Regions from separate parts of the Homo sapiens genome. Here regions 2 and 3 are each linked to region 1. Evidence: chromatin contacts called from ENCODE Hi-C or POLR2A ChIA-PET data. All regions are on one chromosome and are shown on one strand. Each heading gives the region's core, a stretch centred on a gene start or an enhancer-like site at or near the end of the contact. The rest is flanking DNA. Distances are from core to core; before and after follow the strand shown.

The links. A loop is a pair of places that touch in the nucleus more often than their neighbours do. ChIA-PET counts read pairs that join two places held with the same protein, here RNA polymerase II (POLR2A). Pooled maps may share reads with other maps.
Region 2: a loop to region 1 is called in a pooled map, with 3 times the contacts of the local background. The contact joins two enhancer-like sites. A Hi-C loop is called at or near these places in 5 of 168 maps with a recorded cell type or tissue (CD4-positive, alpha-beta T cell, CD8-positive, alpha-beta T cell, endothelial cell of umbilical vein and 2 more), 1 of 37 single-sample maps with no recorded cell type and 12 of 50 pooled maps.
Region 3: a loop to region 1 is called in a pooled map, with 11 times the contacts of the local background. The contact joins two enhancer-like sites. A Hi-C loop is called at or near these places in 1 of 168 maps with a recorded cell type or tissue (HCT116) and 7 of 50 pooled maps. POLR2A ChIA-PET finds 5 or more read pairs at or near these places in 1 of 52 experiments (PC-3).

Annotation. Positions count from the first base shown.
Region 1 is chr2:160,222,945-160,225,806 of GRCh38, reverse strand. No RefSeq gene overlaps it. Among named protein-coding and RNA genes, the nearest start is that of ITGB6, 24 kb to the right of the region's middle. RefSeq lists an enhancer at 1,679-1,848. Within about 2 kb of position 1,591, at least 10 of the 41 ENCODE cell types and tissues checked have a DNase peak (open chromatin) inside an H3K27ac peak, as active enhancers do; they include HCT116 and PC-3, where a contact is called at or near this core.
Region 2 is chr2:160,992,168-160,995,198 of GRCh38, reverse strand. No RefSeq gene overlaps it. Among named protein-coding and RNA genes, the nearest start is that of TANK-AS1, 170 kb to the left of the region's middle. Within about 2 kb of position 1,503, at least 7 of the 41 ENCODE cell types and tissues checked have a DNase peak (open chromatin) inside an H3K27ac peak, as active enhancers do.
Region 3 is chr2:161,122,376-161,125,242 of GRCh38, reverse strand. The region is part of intron 2 of TANK-AS1 (TANK antisense RNA 1); the gene reads left to right. Among named protein-coding and RNA genes, the nearest start is that of TANK-AS1, 36 kb to the left of the region's middle. Within about 2 kb of position 1,407, at least 22 of the 41 ENCODE cell types and tissues checked have a DNase peak (open chromatin) inside an H3K27ac peak, as active enhancers do; they include HCT116 and PC-3, where a contact is called at or near this core.

The DNA of each region.
Region 1 (2,862 bases), core at 342-2,841:
TCTGCCCTAGGGCAGCACTCTGCAAAAGTTTACAAAATATGGAAAAGAGTTTCCTTCATTGCAATGACACTGTAAATTCCCACAGAAATGAGCCCCAAATTGTCAAAAGATCTATGGCAAAGGATTTCACTGAGATTGGATCCACAAAGTTATCTATTTAGGAGTTAAATATAGACATATGTAACTTGTCTTTCATGTTGCCAGCAAGGACATTTAAGTTTTGTTTATCAGAAGGCAGAGAGTTTAGTCTATCTATTCTTATATCCTGAACAACCTAGCTGGGATCTTGCACACAGTAGGCACTCAGCATCTGCTGCCTGAAAGAATCAAATTCCAAAAAGAAATGAGCTTTCTTTCTGACTCGGGAGCTCATTTCTAGAGGCAAAACCATGGAGCTTGGTGTGAAAGAGATACATTTCTAATGACACAGAGAGAATCAAGTTCCTTTCACAGTAACCCTCCCTGGAAAAATAAAACAATTCTACTGAAATAAGAGTTGAATCCAAGTAAAATAAGAAGATAATGAAACAATTCTATCTTTTGGTATGGTCTAGTTGCCCTCACTCTGGAAAAGATTCACACATTTGGTTTATTGGAAACCTCTGTGTGTGATGTGTATGTATGGTTTGTGGGGTGTGTGCACATGTGTGTTTGTGTGCTGTGTCACCAGAATGGCAGAAAGCATGAGTCTATGACCATTGAGCCCTGAGAATGCCACTGCTAAGCAATTGGAATAAAAGTTCATCAGTGGGCAGGATGAAGACTTAAAAGCTAACTTGAGAGCAAGCAATGGGCTATTAGCCATCGTGGAGTAGCCCAGGAATCTCTGAATAGGTCTAAAAGAGAGCCCTAGGTTAGTGTTGGAAGAGGTGAGTGGGAGGGTGGGTCTTTGTGATAAAAGATGATGACAGTGTTCACTGGGTTGGCAGATGTATGCTGCAATGAAATGAGGGGCTCACATCTGCATCTCGTTTACCTTTCCACAGACAGCCTTCCCTGGGACTGCTCAACAGACTAGCTGGGCACACTAGTCCAAGTAGAATCCAGGCAGTATCACTACCAGCTCTGGAAAGTGTGCTTATCTCAAAGCTTGACTTCATCAAATGAATACCAGGGACTGTCAGGCAAACTCAGATGGTTTGGGGATTGTAGTACCTTGGGGTGTACTGTAATTGTTACTATTGTATCACTACAGCGGCTATTACCAGGAAGGCAATGTATCTTTCAGGAAATGTATCAGTCCTTAAGTGGTAGCGAGACCTTTTAGAGAATTCAGGCTGCCCAAGACCCTGACTTCAAATTCACAGAATATGTGGCTCCTATGCAACTGGATTTCCTAGAACACCACAAATCTCAAATATCCTGCACCCTTGTCCTGTGAGTACTCCATGGATAGCCCCTGCCAGGGCTTAGTGCTTGCTTTTGGTTGAGAATATGTAATAACCGCCCTAGTTTAATAGCAAAACTGAGATTCTTTGCATCAGTTGTTGCTTCTGAAATGATGATGACTCATCTGTCTCTTCTAACTTCAGAGCTGAAGGTGAGTCATCAGGGAAAGAAGAGGTGGCTGTACAGACCCTGAGGACTCGGGTTTAGGAATTAAAGAGCCACGTCAGACATGACAGGAACAAGCCAGAAGTCCTTAACCACCATCCCTGAGCTGAGCCCTGTGAAGGGCTAGTTTTAATTTCATCTAGTTTTTCTCTCACCACTTTCATTTTTACTTATTACTACCTATTGAGCCAGAAGTGGAATGGCCAAAACATTTCGAGTGAGGCTGATTTTTCAGGGTATTTACAGTCAGCCTGGAAGCAGCAGGAAGTAGAATTTATAGATTTGCATTACTAGGCAGGCAATTTCCCAAACCTCAAGATTTGAACTTGTTTTTAATTAAATAGATGTATAGGCCTCGATGGGACTAGGTCTCTGAATCCCAGGAGGATCTCCCTATAGATTGAGATAAGATCCTTAAGCCAAAGTCATTTGCATGCCTGAGAGATCACCAGCAGTTGGGTGCTCCAATCACTAAGAAAGATGATTGCAGAGTGAAGTCAATCCCTGGGAGATCAGAAAGGTCTTGGCAGGTATGGAGGGTGTTGTCACACCTAGTACTAGGCTTGAAGGAAAAGGTTCTTGCAGCATGACGAGTTTTTTCAGCCATGGAGAGGGAGCATCCATTGGTGATTAAAAGCAGGGCTCCAGGTTGGGTTCAAATCCCAACTTCCATTCCACTCTGGCTAACCTTCGGTAAATTTCTTAAATCCTTTAAACAAAGCTTTCCTGCTTTTATGATGGGGATAATAATAGCACCGCCATAAAAGACTGCCGTGAACAAACCTGCAATGGCTGCTGATTTAAAAGCCTTTATCTGCACGCATCAAACCACGTTACTCCCTTGCTCAAAACCCTCTCATTTCATCAAGAGGAAAACCTCAGTGCTGTCTGGGACCTTCAAGGTTCTGGTTTCCTACTATTTCGCTGGCCTCCTCTGCATCCCTGTCCCATACTCACTGCCCCACCATCACTGGATGGCCTGCAGTTCTTGACACACAGAACAGCCTGATGTGCAACCACCTGGTTCCTCCTCCTGAAATGCACGCCTACCCCATGTTGGGCTACTTTGTTAGTCACTTTCTATGAGAGGCCCACCCTGACCACACTAGATGACAGAGCAAACTCCACCTTCCCCAACACTCTCTAAATATTTGCTGAATGTAAAGCAGCAGGATCCCAGCTTCCCCCACAGGCCCCCAGCTCTTGCTAGGTGGCTGTCTCCAATGTCCTTGAGGCTCGTAGATATGCCCACAAAAAAACAGGGCGTTACCACAATCTCCAGGTAGCATGTCATTCTGAGTTCCCACG
Region 2 (3,031 bases), core at 254-2,753, 770 kb before region 1:
AGGATTTCGAGGTTGCAGTGAGCTATGATTATGCCACTGCGCTCCAGCCTAGGTGACAAAGCAAGACCCTGTCTCTAATAAAAATAATAAAAATTTTAAAAAGTTAAAAAATAATGATAGAGTATAGTATATCAAATACATAAACCAATGATATAGTTGTATCAAGTATCATGTTTGTATAATTATATGTGCACTTTTATATGACTGGCGGCAAAGTAGGTTTGTTTACACCAGCACCACCACAAATACGTGAATAGTGCATTGTGCTATGAAGTTATGATGGCTACAATGCCACTAGATGATAGGAATTTTTCAGCTCCATTGTAATTGTATGAGACCATCTTTGTATTAAATATATGTGATCCGTCGTTGACTGAAACGTCACTATGCAGCATATGACTGTATTTTGAAAACAGAGATATATTGAGTTATCGCAGAAAACTTTAATAACACTGAAATGTATAGAAAATAGGCTGGGGATTAAATTACACTATTATTTTACATCCTCTGCAACGGAGGATGTTTCTCCTTTGTGTCAAGAAACCTCTGCGGTATTTGCAGCAGTAAATTTGTAGGTTGACTGTGTAGCTGAAAATTGTCACTAGGGGGCAGCCTATCACTGAAATGTGGATGATACTTCCTGCGTCATCTGATTTCAATGAGAAACTGGCCCAGGGAGTCACACGTTCTCGGCACAGCTTCTAAAGGAAAATTGATGCATCTATAAAATGTTGAATCAGCACAGTCACTCGGTGGTGAGTAAAGGAAGGAAAAAGTCTTGCATAATATTAAAAGCCCAGCATAAATCAATGGTTAGACATACAAATGTTGTGTGCTTTGATCACAAAACCTTTATGTGTGTGTGCTGAGCAGGAGAATATGGGCTACTGTCTTTTAAAACAGAGTCATAGTTTAACTTTTGTTATACACACACACACATACACACACACACTCTCTCTCTCTGTCTTGCTCACTCTCTTTCTCTTTCTCGCTCGCTCGCTCTCTCTCTTTCTCTCTGAATTAAAAGCCACCGTGCAGGTAAACATTTTACAATTGGGAAGGAAATTGAAACAAGTAGAAATTGATTAATTCCTTTAGCTCTTAAACCCTAGGTTTAAGCTGAGCGGAACGATGTGGTCTGGCAATTCCTCCCCTGCTTGGTGACTTTTGCTTGACCCTATATTTTCATCTATTGTTTTTCCTCTTTGCTACTCTTTCTCTTGCATTTTATATTCCTCAAGTGATCTCACCTAACAAAATCAACAGCCCCAGCTCTGAGGAGAGTCGTCGCTGTGTTTTCTTAACCGGGCTCTGAATGGTCTCAGAACATTACACAGAGGCAATATTTGAAATGTGATCCTGCCCAGTTCTCCTTTGAGCAGCAGAGCTGTCGGGTGCTATCGTATCTATGATCATTAAAGGCCTCTGAGAGCCCTAACGTCCCTGAGCGACTGGTGTGACCTTGTGTAGTCTGGGAACTGGAACAGAGCTAAGGTTGGCCTGACACACTGTCACCCAGGGCATGTGTGCAGCATAAGGTGGCCATGGAGATGCATGTAGAAACTTAGGAGCCATGCCCAAAAGCCCTTGATGCAAATGGAGCTTCAAAATGAAGAAAGATATAACTAATGCTAAATGACGAGTTAATGGGTGCAGCACACCAGCATGGCACATGTATACATGTGTAACTAACCTGCACATTGTACGCATGTACCCTAAAACTTAAAGTATAATAATAAAAAAATGAAGAAAGAAATCTATTAGACTGGAGGTAGGAATCCCCAGAAACTTAGGCCTACAGAATTAGCAGTCCAGTAAGGTAGAGGCTAGAACTTGCGGCAGTAGTAGGCATGGCTGGGTGTGGACTCTCTAACCAGACTAGGGTTTGAATCCTAGCTCTGTCTCCTGCTACCTGGATGACATTGGATAAGTTACTTAACGTCTCTGTGCTTTAGGTTTCTCCTCTGTAAAATGAGTGCTTGAAATACTGCCTGGCACATAATGCATTCAATGAAGGTTAGCTGTTATTATTAATGATACAGAGATGAGAGAAGGAAACTTAATGGAAATCTTAGTTTCCTCATCTGTGAAATGGGAGTAATAGTAGAATCCACTTTATAGATTATAGAAATATGGGAAGAATTATAGAGGTATCATAAGAATTATGGAGATGTTGGCCAGGCACAGTGGCTCATGCCTGTAATCCCAGCACTTTGGGAGGCCAAGGCGGGTGGATCACCTGAGGTCAGGAGTTCAAGACAAGCCTATAGAGAAACCCCATCTCTACTAAAAATACAAAAATTTGCTGGGCGTGGTGGTGCGCACCTGTAATCCCAGCTACTCGGGAGGCTGAGGCAGGAGAATCACTTGAACCCGGGAGGCAGATGTTGCAGTGAGCTGAGATTGCGCCATTACACTCCAGCCTGGGTGACAAGAGTGAAACTCCATCTAAAAAAAAAAAAAGAAAAGAATTATAGAGATGTTAATAAGAATTACTTGAGCTGTTATATAGGAAGTACTTGGACTAGTACCTGCCTATGGTAAGTGCTCAGTAAATGTTAACTATTATTGTTATTGTTATTAGAAACCTGAATGGAGATAATGCTACTTTCCACTGTAAAGGACTAAAAAGAGTTGTGAGGAATGAATGTTTTCAGTGCCTCATAAACACCCAGGATGCTCCATAAATGTCTATTTGTTTAATTACTTAGCTTGAGAATTCTGTTGCTGAGGTTGCTTAGTATCCATGAAACCTAATTTCAGCAACGGGAGCCTAGAGTTTAATAGCATTAGTCCCACAAAGCAGTGGGTCAACTGTTCTATGTCCTGAAACCTCTTGGATAATCTGAAGATATCTATGGATTCTTACCCCAGAGAAAACATACACCTGTTCACCATTTTGCATACACATTCAGGAGTCTTTAAGCACATCTTGAAGCCCATCCAGGGATTCTGTAGAAATCCATGGGTCCAGAGCTCAGAATTAAGAATTTCTATAATAGAAGAATGTAACTAAAAGAATTTTTTTTTT
Region 3 (2,867 bases), core at 158-2,657, 900 kb before region 1:
ATGATGTCTGAAATAGGTTAGATCTTTATTTGTAATATAATGCTTTGACCCCAGTTAAAATATAACTACCTCATGAATGAGAACTATTATACTGTTATTGGCTATTAAACTTTAAGATGATTGAAGGTGATAAATTACCCCAAGAGGCTGAGGAGAGGACTTTAACTGACTCCCTGTATTTTAATCAACATTCTCTCTTGAAACTTTCGACAAATAGTATCAAACCATCTTAATGAGCTCTCAGAGTATTCTCTTATTTTCTATCCACTGAAACATGGTAAAACCCTGAATATGCTCTTGTCTGAACATATGTTTATGTTAATGAGGAAAGTTTACTTTATGTAGGAAGAAAAATTGTTTCTATTTCTGACATGATAAGATGTAGGAACAGGCTACAAACTTCAGACTTTATGTGAAAGAACATTTGAAGATAATGAAAGTTTATTTCCTCTTCTTGAAAGATGTTAAAACTTTATAAAAGACACAGAATTCTAAATTGACTTTTTAGGTTAATTTAAAATTTGTTAGGGGTATGGTTCAGAAAGTTTGTGCAGCTATAAGATATAGAGCACTTAAACTTATAAGTAGCAGAATTTTTTTCCCCTTCCATTAACCAGTTTATTTGATGTGCTATCTGCTAGAGCTGCCATAACAAAATGCCACTGATCAGCGGGCCTAAACAACAGAAATTTATTTTCTCACAGTTCTAGAGGCTGGAGGTTCAAAATTAAATTGCTGGCAAGGTTGATTCCCTCTAAAGGCCTTGAGGAACAAACCCATTCCAGGCCTGTCTCCTTGGCCTGCAGTTAGCTATTCTCTTCTTCTCCTTCACAGGGTGGTTCCCCTGTACAGGCAGGTCCCTTGTGACTGTGTGTGGCTAAATTTCCTCTTATAAGCACACCAGTCTGATTAGATTATAGCCTATCCTAGTGGCCCCATTTTAACTTGATCATCTCTTTAAAAGTTCTATCTCCCAAAACATTTTCTGAGGTTAGGGGGGTTAGGGCTTGAACACACGAATTTGGTGGGACTCACTTTAGCCCATAGCATTGGATGAACTAAGCATGATATATGCAGAAAGCACTTAATTTCTTTTCTCACCACTGCCTTTTATCTGTGCTATTTGAATTTCTAGATCAGCTGTTTGGGTGGCTTCTTAAATTCATAATGTGTGTTCTTAATCTTCTCTGTTCTAGGGTTTCTGATGAAAATCAGAAGCAACAGAAAAAAGCCTGTATATACTGCTATATGCATCAGTAATTTTACTACTGAGACAATTTAAACTCAAAGTTTAGATTCAGGTTATATCTATAGACAGAACAAGAAGGTTTGATTTGTGGACTTGTTTTCTCAAACTATTGCTTCAGTCAATGTGGTTGGACCAGTTTGGTGTGTAGAATTAGTCTCAGAGACATTCATCATTCTTTCAGGGTGGCTCCCAGACAGGCGAGTGGATAGACTGGGTAAATGGGAGTAATTTTGTAGGTAGGGCTGACAAAGATTTCCAAGAGATCTACTTAAGGTCTCTTAGGCCTTCTTTCCCAGGAAGCCTGAATCAAGGGGCTTCACTTAGCATCCATCTATCTCTGGTCTGTGTTCCCGATCCTCAAATAATGACCTAATTCTGTTCTACCATTTTCCTAATTTTGGCATGTCCACCAGACTCAAACAGCCTGTGTTCCTGTGATATTTCTGCTTTACTCCTGATTTCAATTATGTTTCCAATCCTGGATTTACAATCTGGGCTTGATTCCTGCTACTCCCTTGCTTGAGTTCTGTTGTCTGTGGCCTTGAATTGCTTGACTATGAATCATTCCATTTCATGACTCAGCAGGAAGCACCCTGCCACTGCTTTCACAGCTTGCCTACTCGTAAAGATTTCAGAAGTTTTTATTTCTCTAATTTCAAAAGCATTTTCTTTGGTTTCTTCTTTATTGTCATTGAAGCCAGTTTCAAAGCATAGGAAAACAGAGTTTTGCCTTCTCTACAAATCCAACACAACTTCTTAAAAGTGATTACAGAATTAAATCCTGACAGCGACTCAGGAACTTGTTTCTTTTCTGGATACTTATCCTGTGTGGGCTGCTCATAAATGCAGCCCATACCATGTAAAGTAATCAGTGGCAACTTGGTGGGAATCAAACATTCATATTCTGGAAAAACTGATAAAACAAAGTTCTCTTGTTTAGGGCTGGCATTTCCTCAATACAGAGGAAAGAGGATTGTCATAACTAGGATATCATAGAACCTATCAATATGGACCAACAGGTAGGAGAAGGAAGCTGGGATGGGGCAAATAGAAATCAGCCTTCTAGGAACAGCTCGTGTCTACTGCAGAGAGCATGGAAAGGATGATAAACCTGGAAGTGGTTTAGGTTGGTACTGATTTTCAAACCAGATTCATTCCCTGCACAAAGACCCTAGTCTTAGTTATTGATGAAGAAAATATTACTTGCTATCAAAAGTTCCTCCTGTTACTTAAGCCTACAGTAGTACCTAAAGTGGAGTGTATGGACTATTGTTTATGATGAAGTTTTTATCAGACTAGGTGAAATGAGAAGGATAAGGCTAGTGTAGTGATTTTTCCTATAAAGCTAAATTTATTCACTTTTAAGGAACTGCTTTTTATTATGAGATTAGTTCCCTCCTAGTTATGTTTTGGTATTAACATGTGCTTTTAAAAAATAAAACAACACTGTTAATGGATGGTAGTTATTTGTTTTTATATCTTTGCTTAGCTAATTAAAGATTAGCAATCTTATATCAGTCCCCAAATTGTTTTTGAAAATATTACCTAGTTCATAAAATCCAAATATTTTGGAAGTTCTGATTGAAGCCACACACTATCCGGCGATATAACAATGGGG